Linked DNA regions of Homo sapiens: region 2 is linked to region 1. The links are chromatin loops, found by intact Hi-C in ENCODE. Cell type or tissue: PC-9. All regions are shown on one strand. Links, peaks and the distances in the headings refer to the core of each region. The heading gives the core; the rest is flanking DNA. Region 1 holds the start of LOC124904251 (a long non-coding RNA gene). Region 2 overlaps GNAL (G protein subunit alpha L).

Region 1 (13,493 bases), core at 2,208-10,207:
TATGTATACATCCAGCCAGCTGGAAATCTGAGAAGTAAAGAGGTAGGACTGGAAGGAAGGAGAAAGCTTGAGTCTTTAAGGCTAGAGCCCAGCTGTGCTGCCTGCCATCTTCTCAGGAATGGCAGTGCGTATTTTCTGGCTGAAAAGTAAAGCATGTATCCACCGCTTTCTCATAGCCTCGAAACATGGAGAAAAGCAACTTGCTTTTGCCTTGGCAAGCATGCTAACCTAAGTTAATTCAAGTTTTTTTTAACTTACCCTTTCCTTCACTGGAAGATTTTTCCATAAGAGAATTCCATTGTTTCAGAAAATAATTATAGGGGCCCTTCCAAGTTCTTTGAAAGATTCATAACCAACTATTCACTATTATAACATGTTTCCCAGTGTAAATGAGTAAGGAAAAAAAAAGTGTAACAGGTGCGTGCAGATGAGGAGTGACCCTCATATTTAAGTTATTTTATATTTGACTGGACATTGTTCAGAAGTGTGCTTTAAGGGACACTTGTTAGTTGTCTGCCCAGCATCTCTCAAGAATATCCCTCCTGTCCTCCACATGGTTGTGCAGGGCCATGTGTGAAGACAGCATGAGTCTTAACCCCTCTTTTATTTTATTTTTGAGACAGAGTCTCGCTCTGTTGCCCAGGCTGGAGTGCTGTGGCGCGATCTCTGCTCACTGCAACCTCCACCTCCCGGGTTCAAGTGATTCTCCTGCCTCAGCCTGCCGAGTAGCTGGAATTACAGGTGTGCACCACCATGCCCAGCTAGTTTTTTTGTATTTTTAGTAGAGACAGGGTTTCACTATGTTGGCCAGGCTGGTCTTGAACTCCTGACCTCAGGTGATCCGCCCACCTCAGCCTCCCAAAGTGCTGGGATTACAGGCATGAGCCACTGCACCTGGCCTTAACCCCTCTTTAGATTGGAAAAAATAATTACAACTTTAAAAATAGCTTAGTGTTGAACCCTTTGGTAAACTAAAGACCCTTTTATAATGCACATATTCCCAACAAAATTAATATATTTTGTGAGATTAAACAATGCTTGTATATGCTTGAACTTTCTTAAAATATGTCCATGTCATACTATTATGAATGTACATTTTTATGAGTCATAAATATTATTTTCAAAAGCACTACAGGCCCATGAATTACTTCCTCACTTTTGCAGTTGATTACTGAAATGTAAATCACAAGAATTTGTCAATTAAATCATTTTAAACTGCATGTTATTGGATGTGAGTGTGCATCCTGTTTTAAAAAACACTTAAGAAAAAAGAATTGCGGGGCACAGTGGCTCACGCCTGTAATCCCAGCACTTTGGGAGGCTGAGGTGGGCAGATCACCTGAGGTCAGGAGTTTGAGACTAGCCTGACCAACATGGAGAAACCCCGCCTCTACTAAAAATATGAAATTAGCTGGGCGTGGTGCTGCACACCTGTAATCTCAGCTACTCAGGAGGCTGAGGCAGGAGAATTGCTTGAACCTGGGAGGCGGAGGTTGAGGTGAGCCAAGATTGCGCCATTGCACTCTAGCCTGCGCAACAAGGATGAAACTCAGTCTCAAAAAAAGGAAAAAAAAAAATTCTGAGGTAGATTTGGGTCAGAAAGCATGATATTTTTCCAAATTCACCCTCAGTCTTAGCACTTAAATTTTTGTTTGGTTAGTATGGCTTTTTCTTGCATATTTCTAGGATCCCTGGCTTATTTTTGTTGTTGCTGTTTTGAGACGGAGTCTCACTGTCGCCCAGGCTGAAGTGCCACCACGATCTCGGCTCACTGCTGCCTCCACCTCCCAGGTTCTAGCGATCCTCCTGCCTCAGCCCCCTGAGTAGCTGGGACTACAGATGCGCACCAACACACCTGGCTAATTTTTGTTTTTGTTGTTGTTGTTGTTGTTTTAGTAGAGTCGGGGTTTCACCATGTTGGCCAGGCTTGTCTCGGACTCCTGACCCTCAAGTGATCCGCCTGCCTCGGCCTCCCAAAGTGCTGGGATTACAGGCGTGAGCCACCGCGCCCGGTCCCCTGGCTTCTTCACTGTAATTGTTTCTTCATAACTACAAGATTTTTTTTCACATTGAAACTTCCCTACACCAAAGATGGATATAATTTACAAAAGTATCCAACTGAAACACATCAGGGAACTAGTTAACTAGTTAATCTTCCATTTAACTACTAGTTATATTTCTTCCTTTCATTTTTCCGCCTTCAAGTGCACAATTTCTAACATGGATTTAGGATTGAAAGAAAAAAGGTAGACTGGATTAATTCACAAAATACTTTCCTCTACTTTTAGTTTATTTCAGTTCAGGAACCCAGATGATACTGTGTGTGCTGCTGGGGAATTTTCTTACTAAAGCTGTTTCTTGCTGAAGGAATGCCAATGTATCTAGATGCCTTTTAAATACAGGCAGACCATGAGGTTTGGACACTGTGTGCCCGCCCTGCTGTCTTTGATTTGGAAAAGACTGCTGGGCCAGGTGCAGTGGCTCACGCCTGTAATCCCAACACTTTGGGAGGCCGAGGCAGGCAGATCATCTGAGGTTGGAAGTTCGAGACCAGCCTGACCAACATGAAGAAACCCCGTCTCTACTAAAAATACAAAATTAGCCGGGCATGGTGGCACATGCCTGTAATCCCAGCTACTTGGGAGGCTGAGGCAGGAGAATTGCTTAAACCCGGGAGGTGGAGGTTGCGGTGAGCCGAGATCGCGCCATTGCACTCCAGCCTGGGCAACAAGAGCGAAACTCCATCTCAAAAAAAAAAAAGTGCTGAAAATAAGCACCAGTCTGATAAGAGAACCTTATTAACTGAGCATAGTATCAGCATCAGCTGGCCAAGCACACTATAAAGCAGAAGGGAGGGACTTCCTCTGCAAAAACACAACATCCTCTTGGCAATTCTGTAGCCAAAGTCCAAAGCTCAAGATCTTTATAGCAAAAAGCTGCAAGCCAGTGGACACTAAGGAAACTGATGAGCAGACCCCTGTTTTTGTTTTTGTGTTGAATCAACTGACTGGAATTAGCAAAATGCTGTCTGGTTTACCTAGGTTTGTTTTTCTACATTAGATTGCAAATTCCATAGGGAGCCCGGGCCAGGCAATGTCTGTCATAGTGTCAGTCTCTGGGCCTGGTGTGGTGCCTCCCACAGTGGGCTCCTTGCACTGCATAGCAAACGTGTGCCTGGCCTGGGTGGTCACTCCTGATAGTGCCTCGAGCTTTCTGATGACAGCAGACAGGCAGGTAAAGCAGGCACCCTAAGCGCACAGAGTCCCAAGTATGGACACTCAAGAGCTGTGTCCTCTTCCTTCACAGCATTTGTCCACAATGAAATGTTTGCCTCTGTTCTTCAGGGTTTGTACATCCTCTCCCTGCTGAGAAATGCCAGGACAAACAATTCAGCAGTGTTTACTCAAAATGACAATACAGGTGGGGCGTGGTGGCTCACACCTGTAATCCCAGCACTTTGGGAGGCCGAGGTGGGCAGATCACCTGAGGTCAGGAGTTCGAGACCAGCCTGGCCAACAGGGTGAAACCCCGTCTCTACTAAAAATGCAAAAAAATAATTAGCCAGGCATGATGGTGCACACCTGTAATCCCAGCTACTTCGGGAGGCTGAGACAGGAGACTCCCTTGAACCCAGGAGGGGGAAGTTGCTGTGAGCCATGATTGTGCCACTGCACTCCAGCCTGGGTGACAGAGTGAGACTGTCTCAAAAAAATAAAAATAAATAGTTTTTTAAATTTAAAAACGTTTTAAATGACAATCCAGGGAAAGATTTAGTCCAAAACATGCATGCCATGTGGGGCTTCTTTCTAGAGATGAGAACATGCTTCTGCCCTTAAATGATATTCAGTACAGATAGGTAGATAAAACATACAAAGAAAAAGAAAAATGGACAAGGCGTACCCAGATGTTAAAAAAAAAAATCAAGAACACTTAAGATCAGGACTGTTTACACAGTTTATGTTATTTTATACCTCAACCTTTAAAAAGGATTAAATCACAGTATAAGGCAGCATGCCATGCTCACCAAATTGTGAAACAGTAAGTGCCGGAGGAAAGGGATATTGTGCTGTGTCATGGCAGTTAGAAGTGGCTTCCCAGAGCCAGCAGGGTTTAATCTCAGGTTTCAAAGGGGGAAAAAAAGCAGGAATGACACAGGATCTGAGAGGCCAAAAACTACAGGGAGTTTTGACTGGAGTGGAGGGTTCACGTGATGTTAAAAGAGACTGAAGGGGAGACTGGACAGACTGCAAAGGGCTGGAGGCCACATTAAAAGTGTGGACTTTACCCCATGGGAAGGAGGAAGCGCAGGAGTCATGAGAAATGATGGTTCAGGCAGAGATTAGAGCATAAAGCAGGGAGGTGGGGAAAGCCAAGAGGAACACGCTCTTGGATGACGAGTCACCATGAATCACTGATCACCTGGGACATGGTTCAGCTGCACATGCTGACGCAGTGGGTCTGCCAGTGACGCCGATATGCTGCGAGTCTGGGAACCCCTTTTAAGGAGCAGGGAATCTTAACTCTGGCTGTGCATTACAACTGCCTGGTACTTTGTCACCACGTGAGTAATGTTTTTCTCCACCAGTACGAACTCCTGGGCTCCAGTGATCCTGCTGCCTCAGCCTCCTGAGTATCTGGGATCCATCTATATTTTTATGTCTTGTAGATAAATATCATGAGTCAAATTTCATTAACATTGGGAAAAGTTTTTTACTTGCCTTGACAGATTTCCAATTGCTATATGTTTTCACACACAAAAAATTTTAAATACATGGAAATTCAGTTGGTACTTTTTTTCTCAGATCCAGTAGTTTGATTACAAAGGCATTTAACAGAATAGTTTTCATCTTTTCATGACTCTCCTTGTTCCTCTTCATGATCAATTCCATGGCCATAAGAATTCTTTGACGCCAACAACAGATGGGATATAAACAGTGCATTGTTACTTTTGCTAATATCAAACAGAAGGGGGATCTAAATGAAAATGAAAACATTTCTGCAAACATGAGTGTCCTCAGCTGTCACAGGAAATAATGAAAAAAAAATCAGAGTAAATTTCTTTTTAACTACTTCCTTATAGTGTCTACAATGCAAGTGATTTTTTACAATGCTAATTTGGTATAGTTTTGCACCTCTGCATCTAATAGTTGGAGTGAATAGTCTGCAAGGGATTTTTAGATCTGCTTAATTCTTCTGGTCAGCATGCAGTGGCATATTTAAGGAGGCAATGTTATAACCCTTTAAAATGTAATCATATGCAAAATTCTATGTATGATTTGGGAGACCCCTTTAAAATTCTCTCTATGTATGTAATCACAGAAGCCCCAATTTGAAAAAGTACTCCTGCAACATGCTTGGAAATATGCCAGTTGAAACAAGGATCAAGGCAGAAGGCTGGCAGAAATCTACCACTCTATTATTTATTCCTTAGAAAGTCTTTCAAAGAATTGGGGGCATATTCACATTTTGGGGTGAATATTCACATTTTATTTTCATTGCACAAACTTGAAATGCATGAACTCGGTACCATTCAGCATCAGCAACAAATCAGAAGCAGCTCTTGGAAATGTTCAATGAGACCTCCCACGTCTCACTTAGATCTCTGAGAATCAGAGCTGGAAGGACTCTGAATATCCATTTTGGAGGTTGGCGACAGGAGAAGACCCACCAGCCTCATCACTGTCAGCATCTCAAAGTCACTGGTCTTTCATAGTGCACAGGAAGATGCACTCACACGTCCTCTCATCACATCTCTCTAGCACTCCAGAGGCATTTTTTGGTTAACCATACTTCATTCTTTCTACTTAGACTAGTTATTATCATCTGAATACATTCACCACCTACCTCCAACCTATGTGCATCCCATTTTAAATAGGTTACTTCCTAAACTCTAACTATAGCCACAGGCTTCATATTTAATTTTCAGTTCCTTCCAGCTCTTTTCATCAGAGCGAATTCATTTCTGTATCCTTTGCTCTGGACCCTGTCAAAAGTTGCGACCATTTCTGATTACAACTGTTGTAGCCTGTGAGGGAAGCAGCCTTCTCACCCAGAAACCCATCTGACTGTCCAGCCCCAGTTCAGAGCTCCCGTCCCACCCCGGCAGAAACTTCTCCTACCTTCTCATGGATTCCAAGGTCTTTTTGCTCCTTTGTTGCTGGATGGTCAGGAACTCAGTGTGTCCTTCCACCACGCTCTTCACCCCACCACATTCCAGGCCAGCAACCACCATGCCAAAACTGCATTGTACTTTCCAAACCAGGCCTCAGGCAATGGCAGGGAATTCCTGCCTCCAGGCTCCCAAGTCTCTCCAGCTCCCAGAGGGTCCCTTCCCTTTGTTCCTTCCCCTCTGGAGCCAGCTCCACACCCTTGGCCAACTCACCAACCTTCTGGTGCGCAGTAGCACCTCCCAGAGCTTGCAGCACCTATTCCAAAGACACCACTGGCTGATCAGGGTCCCTTTGGCCTCTCAATAGCCCTGTCACCTGGGCCATACCTCTGCAGAGCCAGGAGCAGTTGACATTCTTTTTTTTTTTTTTGAGACGGAGTCTCACTCTATCGCCCAGGCTGGAGTGCAGTGGTGTGATCTCGGCTCACTACAACCTCTGCCTCCCGGGTTCAAGCGATTCTCCTGCCTCAGCCTCCCAAGTAGCTGGGATTACAGGCATGCGTGCCACCACACCTGGCTAATTTTTGTAGTTTTCGTAGAGACAGGGTTTCACAATGTTGGCTAGGTTGGTCTCAAACTCCTGACCTCAGGCGATCCACCCACCTCCACCTCCCAAAGTGCTGGGATTAAAGGCGTGCACCACTGCACCTGGCTAACATTCTTTAATGACTGCACACCAGACAATGCAGTCACAGACACCACTCCCATAGCCTGTTTCCCTTGGCTTCCAGGGAAATGACTCATTCATGACAGTTGAGGTCACAGTTGCCCCCACTGTTTCCTATCGCTATGAAAGGCCATCCCAAACACCAGCAGATCCACTCCTGCCCCTTTGTGTATTCTGCTTCTGGGTTACTTGCCCTGGGGGTGCCAAACCCAAGTTCATGGGTGAAGGCTGCCAAAATGTCATCCCATGGCCATGCCTCAGTTTTGGCCACTAGGGACTGTCTCTAGCTTTCCAAAAGGAAGGAGTTAAGATGTCCAAGGAAATTATGTAGTCTTACTGTCTTTGGCCAAGTGGTTCCTAAAATGGACCCCTTTTGACCTCTGTAGGGAAGGAAAAAGAACTTCCCTCTTTCCCATTAGGTTCTGTAGCTGAGTGAACTAACAAAGACGGATTAACAGGAGGAAAGCATACACATTTTATTTAATATTTTTACATGCACACGGGAACTTTCATAAGAAAAATGAAGACCCAAAGAAGCTGTTAGGACCGAGAGCTAATATACCCTTTTAACAAAAGATGATAAATTTATGGAGAAGTGACACAGGAGAAAGGTTCAAGTTTCTAGGGGCAGTCATTGTGGGGCAGTGACTAATGAAAGACAAGGGTTATTTTGGTGGGTTTGTACAGATCAGTTTCAGGGTGGACTCCGAACCCCTGGTGATAAGAACATTCTCCTCTTCCTGGTACAGGGCAGGCACGTTTCTTAGGGAAGATTTCATGACCTGCTTTTTGGGACAGAGCGGGAGGTCAGCCAGCCAGCCAGCCTTGCAGCTGAGGCTTCTCAAGTGCCTTCAGCTACAATTAGTCAACATGCTGAAGGGCTCATTGTGGGGTGGCGTTTTGTGTTCTGAACCGTTTCGTCTCCCTCTTGCCCACACTGAGGTTCACAGGCGCCTGCAGAGGAGCTGGTGTGGGAGGATGGGGAGATTGGGAGGCAACATCGCCTCCTCTGCATGAAATGCTCATGGGCACATGTCTGCTGCCTCTACCTACCAAAGGACAGAACCAGCCAACTGGCATGGCAGGCAGGGAGCCAGCGCAGCCTCCAGGCCGTCCATCCTCTCTCCTCAGTACCAGGGCCTCCCGTCAACGCCAGCACCAACAGAGAGCCTGGGCCCCCCCGACCCCTCCCTCCTGCTGGCTCTCCTTCTTCCTTCTAGGGTCCCTGCTGCCCCTCTGTCTCCAGAATTGTCCCCTGCTTGCCATTTAACCCATTCCCAGTGCTTGTTGGTCCCCGAGGGACCCAGCCTCTCAGCCCTCAATGGTCACCTGTCCCAGCCGCGGAAGGAGAAGGGGACAGAGGACACTGGTTCATTCCACCATATTTACTGGGGCCAGGCCTGCACTAGGTGCTGGGGACTCCCAGGTGGACAAGACAGAGACCTGCCCTGAGGGCCTAACATGTTAGTGGAGAAGATAAATAACAACAGATCAACCAAGAGTCAGTGGGAAACGTGCAGCCTGGATAGATGCCTTGGTAAAGCCAGGCTGGCACAGAGAGGGCGGGGGAGGCCTGTGCAGGGGCCGTGGTCACTCAGGAGAGGGAGCTCGGCGGCCTCCCAGCTCCCTCTCGGAAGGGTCATCACCCAAGAGCGGCGCACAGCCTTCCTTGGCTCCCATCCTGCCTTGTGTGGGACACAGTGGGCGCCAGGCAGATCTGACACCAACAGGCGTCGCCAGGTTTGCCAGCACACACACTCAAATATGCACACTCACGTTCTCGCTCTCGCACACTTTCCGCACATACTCTCACACTCACCCTTACACTTTTACACATTTACTCTTGCACACCACATACTCGCTCTCCACACTCAGTCGCTCTTACACATATTCACGCAGTCATACACACACACACACACACACACACACAACATCTGGATTTGATTAGGAAACTAAAGGGACATCTGTCACCTTCCATGTTTTGTTTACATTGCAACACATTCTTGTACTCGCTTAGCCTTGGACGGGAGGCTCCATGCTCTCTCCCAGTTTCTGAGTAGCTCCCACCCCCAGCGCTGTGGCAGTGGAGAAGAGAGGGGAGAGAAGGCAACATTAAAAAAAAGAAAAAAAAAGAATGCAGTTCTCCCTCCCTGGGTCAAGAATGTTGCATTATCTAGACAGATACAAATTCAGGAAACAAAGTAAGAACTCACTTCAGCTTCTTGGCCTGCCCCCATCCTTGCTGTACTTGGGTGATGTCCCATTAATTTCTCCCCAACCCCAGGGGAAAGTGGGCAGAGAACAGGCCTCAACCCTTGCTGGCTTTCTTTGCAGCTTCCTGGAAAGAATCGACAGCGTCAGCTTGGTTGACTACACACCCACAGACCAGGTATGTGGAATTAGGGTCCCCCACCACACACCAGAAACTTTGAGATTCATTTCCAATATGATTTAATGATTATTTCAGAATGAATTAAGGAAAAATCCTTAAGATACCTACTTTTTGCAAATTGTTTGTACTGCCCTGTGTGTGTGCGTGGATTGGTCATCAAACCTTGTGCCTTGCTCCCCTGACTCTAGCACTTAGTGATTATCAAAATTGCCAGCATGCAAATGAGTTTATCTGCAGATAAGGAATATGCCGTTCCTTTTCCTCCTGGAGCTGTCCTCAGGAAAGCGAAGTCTTTACTTCCTGGCTTCATAAACTATGCCCATTCTGTTTGTGGCCCTGGGCCTGGGGGGTCCCATATCACAGTGAACTTTCCAGGTGTGACCCAGAGCATCCCCTTTGGGTTGAGTCAAAAAAAAAGCACTCCACCATTTTTTTTTTTTTTTTGAAATGGAGTCTTGCTCTGTCGCCCAGACTGGAGTGCTATGTTGCAATCTCTGCTCACTGCAACCTCTGCCTCCCAAGTTCAAGCGATTCTCCTGCCTCAGCCTTCCAAGTAGCTGGGATTACAGGTGCTTGCCACCTCGCCCAGCTAATTTTTGTATTTTTAGTGGAGACAGGGTTTTGCCATGTTGGCCAGACTGGTCTCAAACTCCTGACCTCAAGTGATACACCTGCCTTGGCCTCCCAAAATGCTGGGATTACAGGCGTGAGCCACCGTGCCCAGCCCACTCCACCAATTCTTAAATAGCAGAGAGGGAATCTTTGTGCCCCTTCGACCCTCGGGCAGCTGCAGAGACTTGGAGAGCCCCCGGATTGCTCAATTCAGGAGACTTCAGGTGCTTCTAGAGCCAGTGAACCCCAAGGAAGTTAGAGGGATGTCTCTGTTCAAACCACACTCTCCAAACTTCCCCCAGAGTCTGTATTCCCTGCAAGGCCTTGGCCCTGGGCCCCCAAGGTGGGAGGTCTGAGGCCTGAGCTTCTCTCTCTCCCATGAAGTTTATCCTCTCTAAGGCTGATCCTGAGAGTTTGAAATTATCTGACAAAGCAATGGAGGCTTCCTCGTCTTGAGTCAGTCCCTCAACTAACTTACCTGTCCTAAACAGTTCTCGTTATACTAAAATGGGAGGACCACCTCCCATGTTCCAGAATTATTACAGAATGGCTGCTTCCTTAAAATCACATGGATTTGGGGGTCAGGAAAAAAAAAAACTCTGACATCTGCCAAATGTACCAGGGATGCCAGCTTTGTGAGGCTGCGTGGCTTTCTCGTCCCCTCGGGGTACCACATCTTTTATCTTGGAGGAAACAGAAATGTGCAGGGAAGAGAGAATAAATGAAATCAACTAGCATCCAGTTCATAAGGCTGAAGACTTGTGAGTGCAGAGTTACACTTCCTTTGGTTTCTCACCCAAGCCATCGTGAGTTTCACCCAAGCCAACAGAGCACCAGCAGGGATGTCCCTCTGGAATGCTGATGCCCTGACTGTGGTTGTCAGGTATATGTTAGTAAGATTCTTGCAGACATGATTTTAAGTCTTAAAACAAAAGCACAGTTATCAGGTCTCTTGGGGCCAAACCAACACATTAACTGTGGCTTTCTCTGGAGGATAAAACAGAGAACATTCGTCTGAGTTCTTTTTTTTTTTTTTTTTTTGAGACGGAGTCTCACTCGTCACCCAGGCTGGAATGCAATGGCGCGATCTCAGCTCCCTGCAACTTCTGCCTCTTGGGTTCAAGCGATTCTCCTGCCTCAGCTTCCCAAGTAGCTGGGATTACAGCTGCCTGTGACCACACCTGGCTAATTTGGTTTTTTTGTATTTTTAGTAGAGATAGGGTTTCACCGTGTTGGCCAGGCTGGTCTCAACTCCTGACCTCAGGTGATCTGCCCACCTCAGCCTCCCAAAGTGCTGGGATTACAGGCGTGAGTCACCATGCTCGGCCAATGTTGGTTCTTAATTGTTGTTTCCTTTACAGTGGAACAAATTATTTGAAAAATATTGATGAGGTATAGTTATACCCGGGCTTTACCTTGAAGAAGAACAGTAATGTAACTCAGCTTGTTTCCCTCTTCTTGTTCCCAGGACCTCCTCAGATGCAGAGTTCTGACATCTGGGATTTTTGAGACACGATTCCAAGTGGACAAAGTAAACTTCCAGTGAGTATGTTGTTAAGAGCTGCATGGCCCAGGGCCACATGATGTCCCAGAGCCGAAGGGCTGTGAGGTTTAAGGGGGCTTCATTCCTGAATGTGCATGGCAGCCCTTTCAGGTAAGAGCAGCTGGGGTGAAATTTGAACTCTAGCAAGAGTTGAAGTGTTGATTTTACTGCCTACTTTAAAGTAGAAATGAGGACACCTGAAAGGAAGGCAGTGTTTGCATCTGAGTTGTTGATTTGATTGGCCCTTTTTTTTAGATCAGGAGACTCATGAAATTTTGATCTTTCAGATGCACAGTCACAGGTTGAGAACTGAAATGAGCAGTTTATGTGTGTCTCCAGCCCATCTCTTGGGTTGCCCAACTGCAAACTCAGCCAAATGAGCTTACTTTCTTCATTTTGCTCCCTCATGATAAGACATTAATTCTCCCTCCACAAAGCTCTTTTCCATCCTCATAGCTATCACCCTAGTCCTGCTCCATCACTTCCCCCGCCCCTAGACTCTCTCGGCACAGCCCTGGCTTGTCTCCTGTCCCCTGGCTTACCCATTTCAGTCGCCCTTCTCAGTGCCACGAAATGAATCTTCCTACGGCACGGCCTGGATCGTGCTGTTCCTCTGCTGAAGAAGGTTCGGGGCTCACTACTGCTTGTGCACCGTATGACCCAAGCCCTCTGCCTATGACCAGCCCCGTCCCCAGGCCTGCTTTGTCCCCTGCCACCTGCCTCACCAGGCTGGGCTGTTGTCAGGACCCTTCCAGTTCTCCCAGCTTTTCCTGCCGTAGCGCTTCTGTTCATCTTGTCCTCTGAGCCTCAGATGCCACCTGTGCTAAGCAAACCCCACAAATCTATCAAAGCTTCCTTCAGGCCAGGCATAGTGATTCACGCCTGTAATCTCAGCACTTTGGGAGGCAAAGGCAGTAGGATTGCTTGAGACCGGGTGTTCAAGACCAGCCTGGGCAACATAGCAAGACCCTGTCTCTACCAAAAAAAAAAAAAAAAAATTAGCCAAGCTTGATGGCATACACCTGTGGTCCTAGCTACTCAGGAGGCTGAGGTGGGAGGATCTCTTAAGCCCAGGAATTCAAGGCTGCAGTGGGCCATGATTAGGCCATTTCACTCCAGCCTGGGTGACAGAGTAAGACCCTGTCTCTAAAAAAAAAAAAAAAAAAAAAGCATCCAAGCATCCCTCAAATCTCAGCCCATGGTGACCCCTTAGAATTCCCATTGCATATCTACTATGCAGCCATTGATGGTATACTGCCCTTTACCTTGCCCAGTCACCCTCAGCATGTCTGACTCGACTCTAAGGGACCTCAAGGGTGAGGTCCCTTAAAGCAAGAGTTTCATGATCTCCAGTGTGTTCTGAGACTCCTGCAGTGCCCAGCGCCCTCCTCAGTGCACAGGTGACAGACACCTACTTCCAGATTTCCCAAGAACCCTTCACATGGCCACTGTCAGGCTGGATAAAAGCCAGCTACATCTCTCTGCTGGGAGGCGCACAGTGCAGTATGGAGTTGGCGTGACTTGTGGTTTTGCCCACATCATAACCAAGTCCCTGGCATAGTGGAATTACTAACAATGAAGCTGTATCTCACATCTGTGATTTTGTTTGAAAGGATTCTGCTCATCAGCTCATCCATTTTCATCAAGTATCTCAGCGTGCCCCACGTGTGCTAATGTAAAGCGTACGGATTAAATTCTAATAGGATCAGCAACATACCCGCCCAGGACAAAAAAATCTAGCCCGTGTGGTCCTAAGGCACATGCATTATGTTTAGGGAGGGGAGAAATCTCAGAGGCAGGGAAGCCTGCGAAGGTTGGAAACATCCAGCAGAATCTGGGTAGGTAGAAACTCTCCCAGGGAGAAACGCCTTATGCGCTGAGCAGGGGCTGTGAGAAGAGGGGCCTGGGCCGGCCTGATGAAGTGCAGGGTGCAGCTGAGAAACTCTGAGAGAACTGGCTGAGGTCGCCTTGGCTGAGCGAGACCGGGAAGCAGCTCGGGCTGGGCAGAGCAGCCTGCACTGAATCCAGGCGTGATCAAGACCCAGTGCAGGTCACCAGGCAGAGGTGGCTAGAGATAAGATGCATGTAGTGTAGACAGATCAGCAAGGAG
Region 2 (16,672 bases), core at 4,816-12,815, 52 kb before region 1:
TTTAGCAGCTCATTATGCGCTATTAAATTCTTTTTAATTTTAAAAAGTTAATTTGTAAAACATGTTCATTATATTCATATTCTTGGGTTAGTGTTACATTCTCCAAGACATAACTGTGAAACCTTTGTAGTTAATGGCAGTATGTCACCAGAGTGCCTCTTTTCCTATCGAACAAACTAGACAGAAGTTCAATTCTGCAGTGACAAGACACAGAGTAGCATAGAGTTCACCTGAACCTGACCTTCACCCCACCCAGCTCATTCTCTGAATTCTTTGTGCCTTCACAGTAATCAGTATTTAACTGTTCTCCAGTCTTCTCTTACCTTTATTTAAAAAAAGCAAATGCTGAGCCAGTTCCTCAAATATGTATGAATTATGTTTATATTTGCAACATAAATGTAGTGGCTTGCTGACATTTGTCATGTTCAAAATTATATACTTTGAATATAATTTTGAAAGATGTTAAATGCCTTCATGGATTTAAGGATATTTTCTCTTGTTCAGCAATATTTATATTATAAAGTAGGATGTTTACAATAAAATATGGGTGCTCAATCACAAGCTAAAAGCAGTTAAGTAGTTTAACATACGTTAAATGGGGCTGGGCACGGTGGGTGGCTCATGCCTGTAATCCAAGCACTTTGGGAGGCCGAGGCAGGCAGATCAGGAATTTGAGACCAGCCTGGCCAACATAGTGAAACCCCATCTCTACTAAAAATATGAAAAATTAGCTGTGCACGGTGACGCACGCCTGTAATCCCAGCAACTTGGGAAGCTGAGGCAGGAGAATTGCTTGAACCTGGGAGGCGGAGGTTGCAATGAGTCGAGATCAAGCCACTGCACTCCAGCCTGGGCAACAGAGCGAGAGTCTGTCTCAAAAAAAAAAAAAAAGTTAAATGAACACACCTTTTAACATCTTTGGAAATTAAGCCTCAAACTAATGAACCCCAGGATCCCAAGCCCATATCCCCATGTGTCCCCAGCCACAGGGACAGTCTGTCCCTCTGAGGCTGCTTTTGAAAGAAAGTATCATGTCTCCAGCCCAGAAGCACTGTGAGTACTTCACCACTCTGTTGTCTTAGGGAAAGTGTAAAGCCATTTTTGAACGCCTTCCATGATATCTGTTCATTGCTCTGTCTTAAACATAAATGTTCTCTTATTTCTACAATGAGAAATTATTCAAATATTTTACTAGCTTTCTACAATAGCACAGGGGTATAATAGGGTCACTGTCCAGCCCTCAGCAAGTTCTAGCCTTCAGTTTGCTATCAGCTGACACACCCATAGTTATTACAGCTTGACCATGTGTAATCCAGAAATCCAACATTCAAAAGGCTCCAAAATCCTAAATGTTCTGAGCGCTTACATGACACTCAAAGGAAATACTCACTGGAGTATTTCAAATTTCAGATTTCTGGATTAGGGATGCTCAACCTACGTATAAAAAAAATCCAATATATGAAATACTTTTGGCCCCAGCCATTTCAGATAAGGGATATTCAGCCTGTACTACTTTTGCATATAGTTTTTTTTTAAGTGGTGCTTTTAAATTTTCAGCAGTGGACTGACAATGGCACAGTTTACAAAATGCCCCACTTTTCCTTGTCCTCAGGCAAGTGTGCACCTGTCTGTCTGGTGCTCCCTGAGGCCTTCTCTCTCCCTCTCTCTCGCCCCTCACTCTTCACTGTCTTTCCCTCCCCCTGTACGTGTCCCTTTTTCCCTCTCCATTCCTTTTCCCTATTTTTTGTCATATATCTCTACCCTTTACTGGCCATGAAACTAAAATGTCACTGTCATTATTATTATTTGCTTTATTTATTAAATTGAATCCTATGGCACGTGCTGTTTTTTCCCATTAGGTCAACAACCTTCAACAATGAACAATGATGTATATTCATGTCTTCATACATTTCTTTCACACATAGTATACGTGATAGATAGATGATAGGCAGTCAGATTGGTGGATGGGTGAGTGGATGGATGGATAATACAAGTGATGATAGATGGAACATAGATAGATAGATAGATAGGATTGATTAAATAAGATAAGATGACGAGCAGCAGGTGTCCAATCCACCCCTGCAGTGAGGGCAGATATTTAAGGGTCTTGTGGGGGTAACATTGCAAACTGCGAATTGGGAGAATTGCTGAACATGTACATTGCTTATTATCCTCTCACTGGTCATAATTAAGAATTCTACAGGCATGAAAGGATGGGCTCGTGATGGATACTCTGGGGTGGCCTGTAAGTGCCAAGAAGCAGTTTATTGTTGTGTGGGAGCAGCATTTGCTGGGAAAAGGAGGTATATGTCCTGCCAGAAGCCCACGGAATGAAAGAGGCCACTGCCTTTGGTAGGATGTCCCTGAGGCCATGGCCCAGGTTGAATTTGTTCTTTGCCAATTTATATGGTGGTGGGTTATACTCAGGTACAGCAGAAATCAGGAAGGGGCCAGGCGGCCTCTGGGAGACTCGTGGGGCTGTCATGTGGAAGGTGCTTTCTCTTCCGCAGGCTTCTCTGTCATAGGAAGGAAAGCCACTTAACATTTCCTAGTCCATTCATTATCAATTACATGAATTATGTATGACTTTCTGAGGATAATTGTGTTCTTGGATGCCAGAAAAGTTGCTTTCTAAATTACTTATGAAGTAGAACCAGGACAAACATGGTCTAAACACCAAAATACAACTCCCACTTGCAGACACAAACCCAATTCCCATCACCTCAAAGTTGCTAACAAATAATTGATATGAATTTTCAACCTAATTCACATAGGCTTTTGGCATGGAGGTGAAACTGTACAACAAAGTAGGTAGAAGACAGAGTGAGAGAAGACACTTCCTGGAAAAGTTTATTCATCCACTGCTCATGAAACAAATATTTACTGAACTCTTAGCATGTGTCAAGGGCAATGCTAAGTGCTTGATATACATCAGGAACAAAACAAAAAGATATCTGCCCTGGGGGAGCTTATAGTATAGGGGGTGATACAGAGAATGAATGAAACATAATAAATCAATAAACCACAGTGTGGGCTGGGCGCAGTGGCTCACGCCTGAAATAACAGCACTTTGGGAGGCCAAGGCAGGTGGATCACCTGAGGTCAGGAGTTAAAGACCAGCCTCGCCAGCATGGTGAAACCCCATGTTTCTACTAAAAATATAAAAATTAATCAGGCGTGGTGGTGCACATCTGCAGTCCTAGCAACTAGGGAGGCTGAGACAGGAGAATCGCTTGAACCCGGGAGGCGGACCTTACAGGTCATTGTAGGAACTCTTAGTGAATAAGGTCCCGTTGGAGGATTTTGAGTGGAGGAGGGGCCCTAGCTGACCTACACTGTGAAAACATCACCCTGGCCACTGTTTCAGAAGATGCCATAGAGAGGCAAGGAGACCAGGCTGCTGCTATAATCTGGGTGAGAGGTGCGGATGGTTGGAATCATGGAAGTAGTGAGATTCAATTTGGATCCAGTTTGAAAGTAGAGCCTTGCTGATGTGATGGATGTGGCTCGTGATAGCAAGAGAAGCATCAGGGATGATGTCATGGTTTATTCTGAGCCATTGGGAAGACAAACCTGCCTTCCCCTGTGGTCTGAAGGCTGCAGGTGGAGCAGGTCCCGGGGGTCAGGAGTTCGAGCCTGGCCATGCTGAGTTTAAGATGTGCATTAGACACCTGAGTAGGGACCTCCTTCACCATCTGTAAGGAACTGGTAATAGCAATAATCAGTATAATAATCAAGCATAATCATGGCAAAAATCACTGCAATACATAGCTGTCATATTTACAGTTTTAACTTTTTCAAATATAAACTTGGTTACCTGTTTCCCTGAAAGTTTAGGGACATTTTTTTTCTGGTAGGAAGACTACTTGCCAAGAAAATTTCATTTTCTTTATATTTAGAGTCAAGTTAGCAAAAAGCGATAAAATAAAGAGTATGCTCCTTACGAACTTCGCCCGAAAATCCTTTTGCTGGCCACTTATTTTGTTGTTTGGCCCTAAAAGACTGATGACAGGGTAAGAACTGAAACCATTCTGTTTACGGAGTTCCTCAAGTCATGGACAGTCCTGGGAAATGTCAAGTCCTTACTGGATTACCTGAACTGGTTGGAAGGGAGCTGTCCACCAGTGCTTGCTCCTCATGGTTTCTTGCTTTTGCCTTGGTGATGTGGTTGAATTCCCCACTGCCACCCTACACCCAGGCGTACTTCTTGATTTCGAAACACACTCATCACCATACTCTTGAGACCAGTCTTGTTGCAGGCAGTGGCTCACCCTCTAGTCCACATCCCTGACCTCTGCACTCATGGTCCTGAAGCAGAGCTCTGGGATTCTCTTCATCCAAACCCCCAGTGACTTCCCATCCATCCACAGATTCCAAAACTGGTCACTGCATATTTCTATATCAGGCGTAATTCTAGCTACTATGAATTAAAAGCTTCTTATGAAGCTGAGTCTCTGTTAGGAGAAACAAACCAATAAGAAAATCAGCACACAGTGTGTTGATGGCTGATGCGTGGGTGGGAAAGAAGAATAAAGCGGGGTAGGGACTGCCGGGTGGCAGGGAGTTGCCATTTTCTCCGGGGCTGCGGAGGATGTGGCATCTGAGCAGAAGCTGGTAGAAGGGAAGGGCACGGCAGTGGCCCAAGGAGGCAGGCTCTCGAGTTCGAGAGGTACCCGGGCTGTGTGTCTGGAGAAGAGTGAGCCAGGCTGGGTGGGGAGGGGAATCAGGGAGCCAGGGAATGGGGAGGTCAGATGACGAGAGGCTTTAGGTTTCACTTGGAGATGGAAAGTACTGGATTGTTTTTGTTTTGTTTTCATAATATATTCTTTTATTGTGATAAAATACATATAACATAAATTTTACCATCTTAGTCATTATTCAGTGCACCTTCTGTGGCATAGAACATTCACACTGTTGTGCAACCATCACCAAGATCCATCTCCAGAACTTTCTCATCTTCCCAAAATGAAACTTTGTGCTCATGAGACAACTCCCAACTCCTTCCTCCCCACAGCCCCTGGCAACGATGCTTCTACTTTCTGTCTCTATGATTTTGACTTATGTAAGTGGAATCATCCAGTATTCGTCCTTCTGTGACAGGCTCATGTCACTTAGCACAAAGTCCTCAAGCTTTATCAATGTTGTAGCATGTGTCAGAACTGCCTTCCTTTGTAAGGATGAATGATACTCCATTGTGTGTCTAGACTGCATTTCCATTATCCATTCTTCTGCCCATGGACACTTGGATTGTAGCATTGGGTTGCTTGGGGTTTTTTGTTACCAGTTTTTATATATTATCTTTATTATTATTTGTGTATATTTAAAGAGGACAAGTGCAATTTGAATGGAACATGGAGATATTGTGTAGTGGTGAAGTGCAGGTGCAGTTTGGATGGAACACGGAGATACTGTGTAGTGGTGAAGTACAGGTGCAGTTTGGATGGAACACGGAGATATTGTGTAGCGGTGAAATACAGGTGCAGTTTGGATGGAACACGGAGATACTGTGTAGTGGTGAAGTACAGGTGCAGTTTGGATGGAACACGGAGATACTGTGTAGTGGTGAAGTACAGGTGCAGTTTGGATGGAACACGGAGATACTGTGTAGTGGTGAAGTACAGGTGCAGTTTGAGTGGAACATGGAGATTCTGTGTAGTGGTGAAGTACAGGTGCAGTTTGGATGGAACACGGAGATACTATGTAGTGGTGAAGTACAGGTGCAGTTTGGATGGAACACGGAGATACTGTGTAGTGGTGAAGTACAGGAGCAGTTTGAGTGGAACACGGAGATACTGTGTAGTGGTGAAGTACAGGTGAAGTTTGGAACACGGAGATACTGTGTAGTGGTGAAGTACAGGAGCAGTTTGAGTGGAACACGGAGATACTGTGTAGTGGTGAAGTACAGGTGCAGTTTGGATGGAACACGGAGATACTGTGTAGTGGTGAAGTACAGGTGCGGTTTGGATGGAACACGGAGATACTGTGTAGTGGTGAAGTACAGGTGCGGTTTGGATGGAACACGGAGATACTGTGTAGTGGTGAAGTACAGGTGCGGTTTGGATGGAACACGGAGATACTGTGTAGTGGTGAAGTACAGGTGCGGTTTGGATGGAACACGGAGATACTGTGTAGTGGTGAAGTACAGGTGCGGTTTGGATGGAACACGGAGATACTGTGTAGTGGTGAAGTACAGGTGCGGTTTGGATGGAACACGGAGATACTGTGTAGTGGTGAAGTACAGGTGCGGTTTGGATGGAACACGGAGATACTGTGTAGTGGTGAAGTACAGGTGCGGTTTGGATGGAACACGGAGATACTGTGTAGTGGTGAAGTACAGGTGCGGTTTGGATGGAACACGGAGATACTGTGTAGTGGTGAAGTACAGGTGCGGTTTGGATGGAACACGGAGATACTGTGTAGTGGTGAAGTACAGGTGCGGTTTGGATGGAACACGGAGATACTGTGTAGTGGTGAAGTACAGGAGCGGTTTGAGTGGGACACGGAGATACTGTGTAGTGGTGAAGTACAGGTGCAGTTTGAGTGGAACACGGAGATACTGTGTAGTGGTGAAGTACAGGTGCAGTTTGAGTGGAACACGGAGATACTGTGTAGTGGTGAAGTACAGGTGCAGTTTGGGTGGAACACGGAGATACTGTGTAGTGGTGCAGTACAGGTGCAGTTTGGGTGGAACACGGAGATACTGTGTAGTGGTGAAGTACAGGTGCAGTTTGAGTGGAACATGGAGATACTGTGTAGTGGTGAAGTACAGATGCAGTTTGAATGGAACATGGAGATACTGTGTAGTGGTGAAGTACAGGTGCAATTTGAGTGGAACATGGAGATACTGTGTAGTGAAGTACAGGTGCAATTTGAGTGGAACATGGAGATATTGTGTAGTGGTGAAGTACAGGTGCAATTTGAGTGGAACATGGAGATACTGTGTAGTGGTGAAGTACAGGTGCAATTTGAGTGGAACATGGAGATACTGTGTAGTGGTGAAGTACAGGTGCAGTTTGAGTGGAACATGGAGATATTGTGTAGTGGTGAAGTACAGGTGCAATTTGAATGGAACATGGAGATACTGTGTAGTGGTGAGGTACACGTGCAATTTGGATGGAACATGGAGGTATTCTGTACTGGTAAAGTACAGGTGCAGCTTGGGTGGAACATGGAGATATTGTGTAGTGGTGAAGTCTGAGTTTTTAGTATATCCATCACCCAAATAATGTACGTTGTACCCATTAAGTAATTTTTCATCATCTACCCCCCACCAACCCCCTCACCCTTTTGAGTCTCCTGTGTCCATCATTCTACAGTCTATGTCCTGTATACTGATTATTTAGCTCCCACTTGTAAGTGAGAACATGTGGTGTTTGTTTTTCTGTTTCTGAATTGTTTTCCTTAAGATAGTGACCTCCAGTTCCCTCCATGTATCTGCAAAAGACATGATTTCACTTTTTTATGGCCAAAAAGTATTCTATTGCGTGTATATATACCACATCCAGTCATCCATGGGTGAGCACTTTGGTTGATTCCATATCTTTGCAATTGTGAATATCACTGTGATACACATATGAGTGTAGGTATCTTTTTGACATAATGATTTCTTTTCCTTTGGATATATACCTAGTAGTGAGATTGCAGGATAGAATGGTAGTTCTATTTTTGATTATTTGAGGAATCTCCATACTGTTTTCCATAGAAGTTGTGCTAATTTACATTCTTAAGAACAATGTATAAGTGTCCCTTTTCTCTCCATCCTCCCCAGCATGTTATTTTTTTGTCTTTTTAGTAATAGCCATTCTGACTGCTATAAGATGATATCTCACTGTGGTTTTAATTTGCATTTATCTGATGATTAGTTATGTTGAGCATTTTTTCATATGCTTGTTGGCCATTTGTATGTCTTCTTTTTAAAAGTGTCTATTCATGTCATTTGCCCACTTTTTAATGGGATTATTTGGGGGTTTTTGTAGAGTTGAGATTTTTATAAATTCTGGACATAGTCCCCTGTCAGATGCAGAGTTTGCAGATATTTTCACTCATTCTGCAGGTTGTCTGTTCACTCTGCTGATTATTTCTTTTGCTGTGCAGCAGCTTTTTAGTTTAATTAAGTCCCATTTGTCTATTTGTGTTTTCGTTGCATTTGCTGTTGAGGTCTTAGTCATGAATTCTTTGCCTAGACCAATGTCCAGAAGAGTTTTCCCTAGGTTTCCTTTTAGTATTTTTATAGTTTCAAGTCTTACAATTAAGCCTGTAATCCATCTTCAGTCGATTTTTGTATATAGTGAGAGATAGGTTACCCCTCTCAGGAACAGTGAGTATTAGAGGAAAAAGAATTCGAAGGAAGAAAGAAACTGTGTGCCCAGCATTGCGGCCCATTAACTGTCCTTCCACTTTGATATTCACATAGACGTCCTCCTGTTGAGGGAGGCTGGTGAAAGGGAAGCAGGGCTGAAGAATACCAAGGGCCTTCTCAATATTGTGAAGTACTCTTTTTTTTTTTTTTTTAACTTTTATCTTAAGTTCAGGGATAATTTGTTACACAGAAATGATTTGTTCTCATCATTTAGCTCACACTTATAGGTGAGAACATGTGTTATTTGGTATTCTGTTCTTGTGTTAGTTTGCTAAAAATAACCTGCAGCTCGAGCTCCTGACCTCAAGTGATCCGCCCGCCTCGGCCTCCCACAGTGCTGGTATTACAGGCGTGAGTCATCACAACTGGCCTGGCCAACATGGTGAAACCCCGTCTCTACTAAAAATACAAAAATTAGCCGGGCATGGTGGCGCACGCCTGTAGTTCCAGCTACTGGGGAGGCTGAGGCAGGAGAATTGCTTAAACCTGGGAGGCAGAGGTTGCAGTGAGTGGAGATTGTGCCAATACACTCCAGCCTGGGTGATAGAGCGAGACTCTGTCTCAAAAAAAAAAAAGAAAGAAAGAAAAGAACAACCTCCAGCTCTACATCCTCGCAAAGGACATGGTCTCATTCTTTTTACAGCTGCATAGTAATCATTGGATTGTTTTGAGCCCACCTGTAATGCGATTTGACTTATGGTTTCAACGATTCACTGGCTGCTGAGTGGAATGGACTGTGGTGAGAAGGGTGGGAACAGACCAGATAGGAGGCTGTGGCCATAACTGCGTGGACTAGATGATGATGGCTTCAGTCAGGAATTTAGCAGTGCGAGAATCAGAATCTGGATAGATTCTCAAGGTACAGCCAAGAGTATTTCCTTAAAGATCACAGGGATGTCTCCAAGGAGTTTGGCCTAAGCCGGGCCGTGGGGGGAAACCGCAGGTGGAGCAGGTTTGGGGAGGAAGATTAAGAGTTCTGTTTGGCACTTGCTGAGTTGTAGTTGCCTGTTGAATTCAAGCAGTGATGTCAGGCAGGCAATTGGATGTGCAAGTCCAGAATTCAGAGGAGAGGCCTAAGCTGGAGATGTCCATTTGGAGTCACTAGTATATTCATGGTGTGCATGCCACAAAGTGGAGATCGCCAAGGCAGTGAGCTTACATAGAGAGGGGGGCCCAGCACCAACCCTGGATCCCTCTAGGATTAGGAGGCTGTGGGAAGAGAGGGAGCCAGCAGTGAACCCTGAGCAAAAGTGGCCATGATGTCTTGAAGGCCAAGACAGTGTTTCACGGGGAGGGTGTAGTCAGCCCTGTCAGGTGCTAATGATGAGCCAGGTCAGATGAGGACCAAGGTCCCCTGAAAGCAGCCTGAATGTCATTGGTGACCCTCATCACACAGGAGAAACCACACTTCCTTGTCCAGCCCAGCCTTCTTTTTTTTTTTTTTTTAAAGACTTTGTTTGTCCCTACTCTACCCTCACAGGTCTTCTTACCCATTCCAGGACCATGATAAATATTTGCTGAGTGAATCGGTGAATGACAGGCCTTACTTTGGTTGAGTCACTCTGCAGGGAGTGGAAGGAATCGCCACTCTCCCCAGACTCTACTCTCCTCCAATCACTCACCCTGCACTCCAAGCTCCAAAGCAAAAGAGCGCCTCTGCCCGTTTTACTGCTGTCCCTCTTCCCTCACAGTGTGGCCCAGGAAGCTCAGAAAGTGGCTGTGGCTGGAGCAGAAGGCCAGGAAGAGGTACTAAGCCAGGCTTTGGGGCTTTCTTATTTGATTATTTGGAATTGTCAGGAATTCCAAGAATGTTGGGACTATCTCTGTGCGAATTTAAATCTGAAACGCATTAGAAAGTTAGATAAGTGTTACCCTCATGTAACATCTGCCATGCTACCCACCTGGATAGGATAAATAGTAGAGTTTTTAATGAAGTTATTAAATGTTCAGAGAGGAATTAATCATGTTGAGTGACTAATTCCAACTAGAAACTCTTGTAATATATATAGATCCAGATGTTTCTCTTGGGAAAGAAAGGAGTCCCATTCCCAGGCATGTATCCAAACGGAATGAAAACATACATCAAGACTAAAACTTGCACACGAATGTTTATAGCAGCATTACTCAATAATAGCCAAAAAGTAGAAACAGCCTAAATGTTCATCAAATGACAGATGGATCAACAAATGTGTCCGATCCATGTAATGGAATGCCGTTCGGCAATAACAAGGACTGAAGTGCTGACACATGCCATATCAGAGATGACCCTTAGAAACATCATGCTAAGTCAGAGAAGCCAGTCACAAAAGGCCACATATTGTGTGACTCCATTTATAGGAAACGTCCAGCATAGGCAAATTTGTAGAGACAGAAAGGAGGGACCAGGCATGGTGGCTCGTGCCTATAAATCCCAGCACTTTGGGAGGCCAAGGCGGGCAGATCACCTGAGGTCAGGGGTTCAAGACCAGCCTGGCCAACATGGCAAAACCCTGTCTCTACCTAAAAAACAAAAATTAGCTAGGTGTTGTGGCATGCACCTGCAATTCCAGCTGCTAAGGAGTCTGAGGCAGGAGAATCACTTAAACCTGGGAAGCGGAAGTTGCAGTGAGCTGAGATCGTGCCACTGCCCTCCAGCCTGGGCGACAGAGCGAGACTCTATCTCAAAAAAAAAAAGGAAGAAAGCAGGAGGCTGGGGGAGGAGAAATGAGGAGTGTCTGCTAATGGGTCATGCAGAATTGCTTTTCTTGGTGATAAAAATGTTCCAAAATTGATGGTGGTGATGAAGGCACAACTCTACAAATATTCTAGAGAGACCATTGAATTCTACACTTAAGATTGTTGAATTGTATGGTATATAAATTATATCTCAATAAAGCTGTGACATGAAAAAATAGAAAGAGGCTGAGGTGGGTGGATCACTTGAGGCCAGGAGTTGGATACCAGCCTGGCCAACATGGCAAAACCCCGTCTCTACTAAAACTACAAAAATTAGCAAGGCATGGTGGCATACATCTGTAATCCCAGCTACTTGAGAGGCTGAGACATGAAACTCACTGGGCCCCACAAGGCAAAGGTTGCAGTGAACCAAGATCAAGCCACTGCACTCCAGTCTGGGCAACAGAGTAAGATTCTGTCTCAAAAAAGACAAACAGACAAAAAATAGAAAGAGGGAAAATGTAAAACTTGAAATATTTGAGTCCAAGAACTGGAAGAAGTATTTAAGATTATCTAGTGCAAACCACAAGTATAGAATTACAAGGTGTTTGAATTTCTTTGGACAATATTCTTTCCCTTTTATGTCAGTTATTTGTTGACAGACTTACAGCTACTGCAGAATTACAGAGGGGCTCAGTGGCTGCCTTTGAAATCTTTCCTTTTGTATGTATGTGGAAATTGTAATCCCCTCATACCTTTAAGCTAGTGCAGGTGTTGAGCTTCCTGTAGCCACTGAGGTTCCCCAGAGCTAGGGGCTGCACCTTCTCAGAACAAAAGCTCAATAGAACAAAAACCCTTGGCTGGGCAGGGCGGCTCACGCCTATAATGTCAGCACTTTGGGAGGCCGAGACAGATGCATTGCTTGAGCTCAGGAGTTGTCAGAACCAGGCTGGACAACATAGCGAGAACCTGTCTCTACTAAAAATACAAAAAAATAGCCAGGCGTGGTGGTGTGCGCCTGTGGTCCCAGCTACTCAGGAGGCTGAGGTGGGAGGATCTCTTGAGCCCAAAGGGGCGGAGGTTGCAGTAAGCCGAGATCGCATCACTGCGCTCCAGCCTGAGTGACAGAGTGAGATCCTGTCTCAAAAAAACCCTTGTTGGTTCCCAATTAGGACACTATCAGCTAATTTTATGGTGTTGGGTGCAAGTACATCTGCCCATTGATAACACAGAGATCACAGGCCTGCACATTGCCTGGCAGGTGTGAGCTGTTGGTCCCAGTGGGGCTGAATATGGCTGGACCAGTCCCAGCTCGTCACCTGGAAAACTCAGCCCGGAGCCTGCAGGGAGGGGCTGTCCAGTGGTGGGTCACTAGCATCCCCTTACCCCACAGAGGATTGAGGCTTGGTTTACAGCATGCAGCCCCTCAGGTACATTTCAGAGCTGCATCTCACGTTGTTTATGGCAGTATTCTGCTACCCCTTTTCTTCCCTGTGGCATATTTTTCCTAGTCATCTGTTGCCCTTCTGTTCCATCCACGCTGGCTATAAGTGCATTGGCCTGGACAAGTCACATTTTCTTGGGCCGTTCCTGAAGGGTCTGAAGGCTGAGAGCAAATCCAGGAATCTGTGGGTGTGGTTGAAGCTCAGTTCTGAATGCAGTGCCCTTGGGCCGCCCCCCACACCCCGCCGTGCTTATGATCTGAGCACAGCCCCTCCTGCAGCTCAGAACCTGTGCCCCCTTCTCTCTTCTGCACCAGGACTTAATGTGGTGCTCTCCACATGCAGGTGTTCTGTAGATGTTTCTAGAATTTCCTTTACTTACCATGTGTTGCTCCCCTGCCCCACCATTGAAATCCGGGCCTTGCCACATTTCCCAAAAGCCACAACGCCACATTCCTGGGTGCCTTCCTTGCACCCAAAGCCGCCAAAGGAGCCTCCTGGACCGTCCCACGGCCCCAGCGCAGCCCTCCCCACGGCTGATCGCCACACTCTTGACTGCCCCACGGCTGTGCTTGTCCTCCCTGACACCACATCCCCGCACCCCCACTCGCTTCTCCTTTGTCTTTCCAGCCTCTTTCACCATGTCCTCCTGCCCCTTGCCCCTCACAGACTCTCCTCCTTTCTGCCCCACCCACCTTCCCCTGTGAGCTGTGAACTGGTCAGTCCTGGCCTTAGCACCAGCCTCTGCCCAGGAATACTGGATTATCCCTTGGACCAGGCGAGGAAACTGTTAAAACTGTTAACTGTCAGCAGTCGGAGCTAAGAACCCACCCACCCCAGCCGGGATTCGAACCCCAGCACTCAGATACCAAAATCTATGCTCAAATTGCCATAAACATTATTTCATGCCTTCTCATTAGAAACGGTGTGTTTTACACTAAAATTTGCCAACAGAAAAATATATTTAATTCTATAGTCACTGTCAGCAAGAATATAGCAAGCCCACCTTTACAGATATTTGCTTTAAATTTAACCTTGTTCCCCCAAAAAAGGAATCTCCTTTCTCCATTTTGCTTCTCAACAGGTAAAACAGAAAGGATACGGAGTGACTAAAAAGACCAAGAATAAGAGTAATACCCTAAAATGTTACATAATTCAAGCTTGATGTTCCAAGGAGAATTTTTGTCAGATAACTTAGAGGCTTGTCTGGAAGCAAAGACTAAAGTCGTGATTCTTTGAATCTTTTTTCCCTGATGAAAATACCTAATTATTTTATTTCTGTTCCCACACAAATAAGTTTCTCTTGTGAGTCTCTTTGGCATGCTGCAAGTGCACAGCTTTCTTAGAGAATTAGGATTTTACAGAGAGAATCTTAGGTCTATGAGTGGGAGTATTGTGAAAAGTCAAAAGCTAAAAAATTAATTTTGTGGGAAAAAAAATACTTGAGGAAAATTCTATGTTCCATCACTGGAGACTCGATTTATTTAATTCTGTACTGTGGGAACTGATTAGTAAAAGTTTATACTTTCCACAGTTGTTTTGTGAGATTATAATTTGGAAATAAAAGATAGCATCCCTAGACAAATCTTCAAGTATCTTTGAAAAAATGAGTAAAAGCAGTAGAAATCCTGCAACTGGCCCTGGGGGGCTATGAAGGTCCCTTGGCTTCATCTTCCTGTACTTGGGAACCTGCAGGGAATTCCGTTTCTGCCCCAGGCCTCAAGGATCTTGAGAGAATTAATATGTGAAATTAGCAAGCTTGCAGGACACAGGAACAAATACAGAGATCAATTGTATTTCTGGGCACTAGAAATGAAAAAAATCTGAAAAATGAAATTTATAAAACATGAACATTAAAAATGACATTCAGGCTGGGCACGGTGGCTCACGCCTGTAATCCCAGCACTTTGGGAGGCCAAGGTGGGTGGATCACCTGAGGTCAGGAGTTCAAGACCAGCCCAGCCAACATGGTGAAACCCTGTCTCTACTAAAAATACAAAAATTAGCTGGGTGTGGTGGCGCATGCCTGTAATCCCAGCTACTCGGGAGGCTGAGGCAAGAGAATCACTTGAACCTGGGAGGCGGAGGTGTAGTGAGCCGAGCTCGCACCACTGCACTCCAGCCTGGGTGACAGAGTGAGACTCCGTCTCAAAAAAAAAAATTAAGAAATAAATAACATCCAAAAAAGTTTACTTGGAAAAAAATTTAACAGCAGATGTAAAAAATCTATATGCTGAAAACTACAAAACATTATTGAGATAATTTAAATAAGATGTAAGTAGGCCAGGTGTGGTGGCTCATACCTGTAATCCCAGCACTTTGGGAGGCCAAGGCAGGCAGATCACGAGGTCAGGAGTTCGAGACCAGCCTGGCCAACATGCTGAAACCCCATCTCTATTAACGATACAACAAATTAGTCGAGCATGGTGGCACACACCTGTAATCCCAGCTACTCAGGAGGCTGAGGCAGGAGAATTGGTGGAACCCGGGAGGTGGAGGTTGCAGTGAGCCGAGATCGCTCTATTGCACTCCAGCTCTGGCGACAGGGTGAGACTCCATCTTAAAAAAAAGAAAAAAAGACATAAGTAGAGAAATAACATGTTCAATTATGTTCATGGATTACACAACCATTAACTGCCATTAAGGTGGCAGTTCTTCTCAAGTGACCCATAGATTCAATGTAATCCCAATCAAAATACCAACAGGCTTTTTTATAAAAATTGACAAGCTAATGCTAAAATTTATGCAAAAATTCAAAAGACTTAGAGGCTTGTCTGGAAGCAAAGACTAAAGTCGTGATTCTTCGAATCTTTTTTCCCTGATAAAAATACCTAATTATTTTATTAGAATAGCCGAAACAATGTTAGAAAAGGAGAACAAAGTTGGAGAAGTTAGAACTGCCTAATTTGAAGACTTACTAGAAAGCCACAATAATCAAGACAGTATAGTGCTAGCATGAGGAGAGAGCTAGAGATCAGTGGAACAGAATTGAGAATTCAGAAATAGATCCACCTTCATATGGTCCATTTTAAGAGAGATGTCAAGCGCAGTGGCATGTGCCTGTGGTCCCAGCTACTCAGGAGGCTGACATGGGAGGGTGGCTTGAGCCCAGGAGGTCGAGGCTGCAGTGAGCTGTGATTGCACCACTGCACTCCAGCCTGGGGAACAGAGCAAGACCCTGTGTCTAAAACAAATTTAAAAATTAAAAAAAAATTTTAACAGAGAGCCAGAGATACTAAGGATTCAAGGAGAAAGGATAGTCTTTTCTCTAAATGTTCAGGAGAAGCTGGATATCCCTATGGAAAAAAAGTGAATATTGACCCTTTCCTTACACCATACCCAAAAACTAATTTGCATGGATCATAGGCCTAAATGTAAGAGCTGAAAACTATAAACTTTAAGAAAAAAAATGGAAGAAATATTTTTTACTAAGTGGTAGGCAAATATTTCTTTGATAGAACACAAAAAAAGGATAAACTCTAAAAGAAAAAAATGGATTAATTGGACATCAGAATTTAAAACTTTGTTCATCAGGCACAGAAAAACACTGGGCCGGGCACGGTGGCTCATGCCTGGAATCCCAACACTTTGGGAGGCTGAGGTGGGTGGATCATCTGAGAACAGGAGTTCGAGACCAGTCTGACCAACGTGGTGAAACCCCGTCTCTATCAAAAATACAAAAAATATTAGCCAGGCATTGTGGCAGGTGCCTGTAATCCCAGCTACTTGGGAGGCTGAGGCAGGGGAATTGCTTGAACCTGGGAGACAGATGTTGCAGTGACCAGAGATCATTCCATTGCACTCCAGCCTGGGCGACAGAGCAAGACTCTGTCTCAGAAAAGAAAAGAAAAAGAAAAAAAATGAAAAACAAAACACCATATGGTCTCATCATATATGGAGTCTTAAAAAGTTGCTCTTGGCCAGGTGCCACTAGTGGCTCACACCTGTAATCCCAGCACTTTGGAAGGCCAAAGCAGGTGGATCACTTGAGGTCAGGAGTTGGGGACCAGCCTGACCAACATGGCGAAACGCTGTCTATACTAAAAATACAAAATTAACTGGGCATGGGGTGGCACATGCCTGTAATACCAGCTACTTGGGAGGCTAAGGCAGGAGAATCACTTGAATTCGGGAAACAGAGGTTTCAGTGAACCGAGATCACGCCACTGCACTCCATCCTGGGCAATAAGAGTGAAACTCCATCTCAAAAAAAAAA

The links. Peaks named below come from ENCODE experiments on the same cell type or tissue, not always from the same donor. Only the 100,000 strongest peaks of a DNase experiment are listed, where the experiment ranks them.
Region 2: it touches region 1 in a loop (3-fold over the local background); 7 of 110 quality-filtered maps call a loop at or near these places.

Annotation. Positions count from the first base shown.
Region 1 is chr18:11,853,225-11,866,717 of GRCh38, forward strand. It overlaps GNAL (G protein subunit alpha L), which reads left to right. Exons shown (of 12, transcript NM_182978.4): 6 at 9,171-9,225; 7 at 11,309-11,382. It overlaps LOC124904251 (a long non-coding RNA gene), which reads right to left and starts at 7,287. Exons shown (of 2, transcript XR_007066297.1): 1 at 6,120-7,287; 2 at 3,937-4,902. It overlaps CHMP1B (charged multivesicular body protein 1B), which reads left to right. Exons shown (of 1, transcript NM_020412.5): 1 at 1-1,220. RefSeq lists enhancers at 3,639-4,838, 3,846-4,403, 8,121-9,027. In PC-9, for the core only: CTCF peaks have their summits at 7,136 and 7,335; DNase peaks (open chromatin) are centred at 3,387, 4,427, 6,257 and 6,897; H3K4me3 peaks cover 2,585 bases; H3K27ac peaks cover 5,480 bases.
Region 2 is chr18:11,798,237-11,814,908 of GRCh38, forward strand. The region is part of intron 4 of GNAL (G protein subunit alpha L); the gene reads left to right. Among named protein-coding and RNA genes, the nearest start is that of CHMP1B, 45 kb to the right of the region's middle. In PC-9, for the core only: no CTCF peak of the experiment used is centred there; DNase peaks (open chromatin) are centred at 8,695, 9,195 and 9,815; H3K27ac peaks cover 2,275 bases.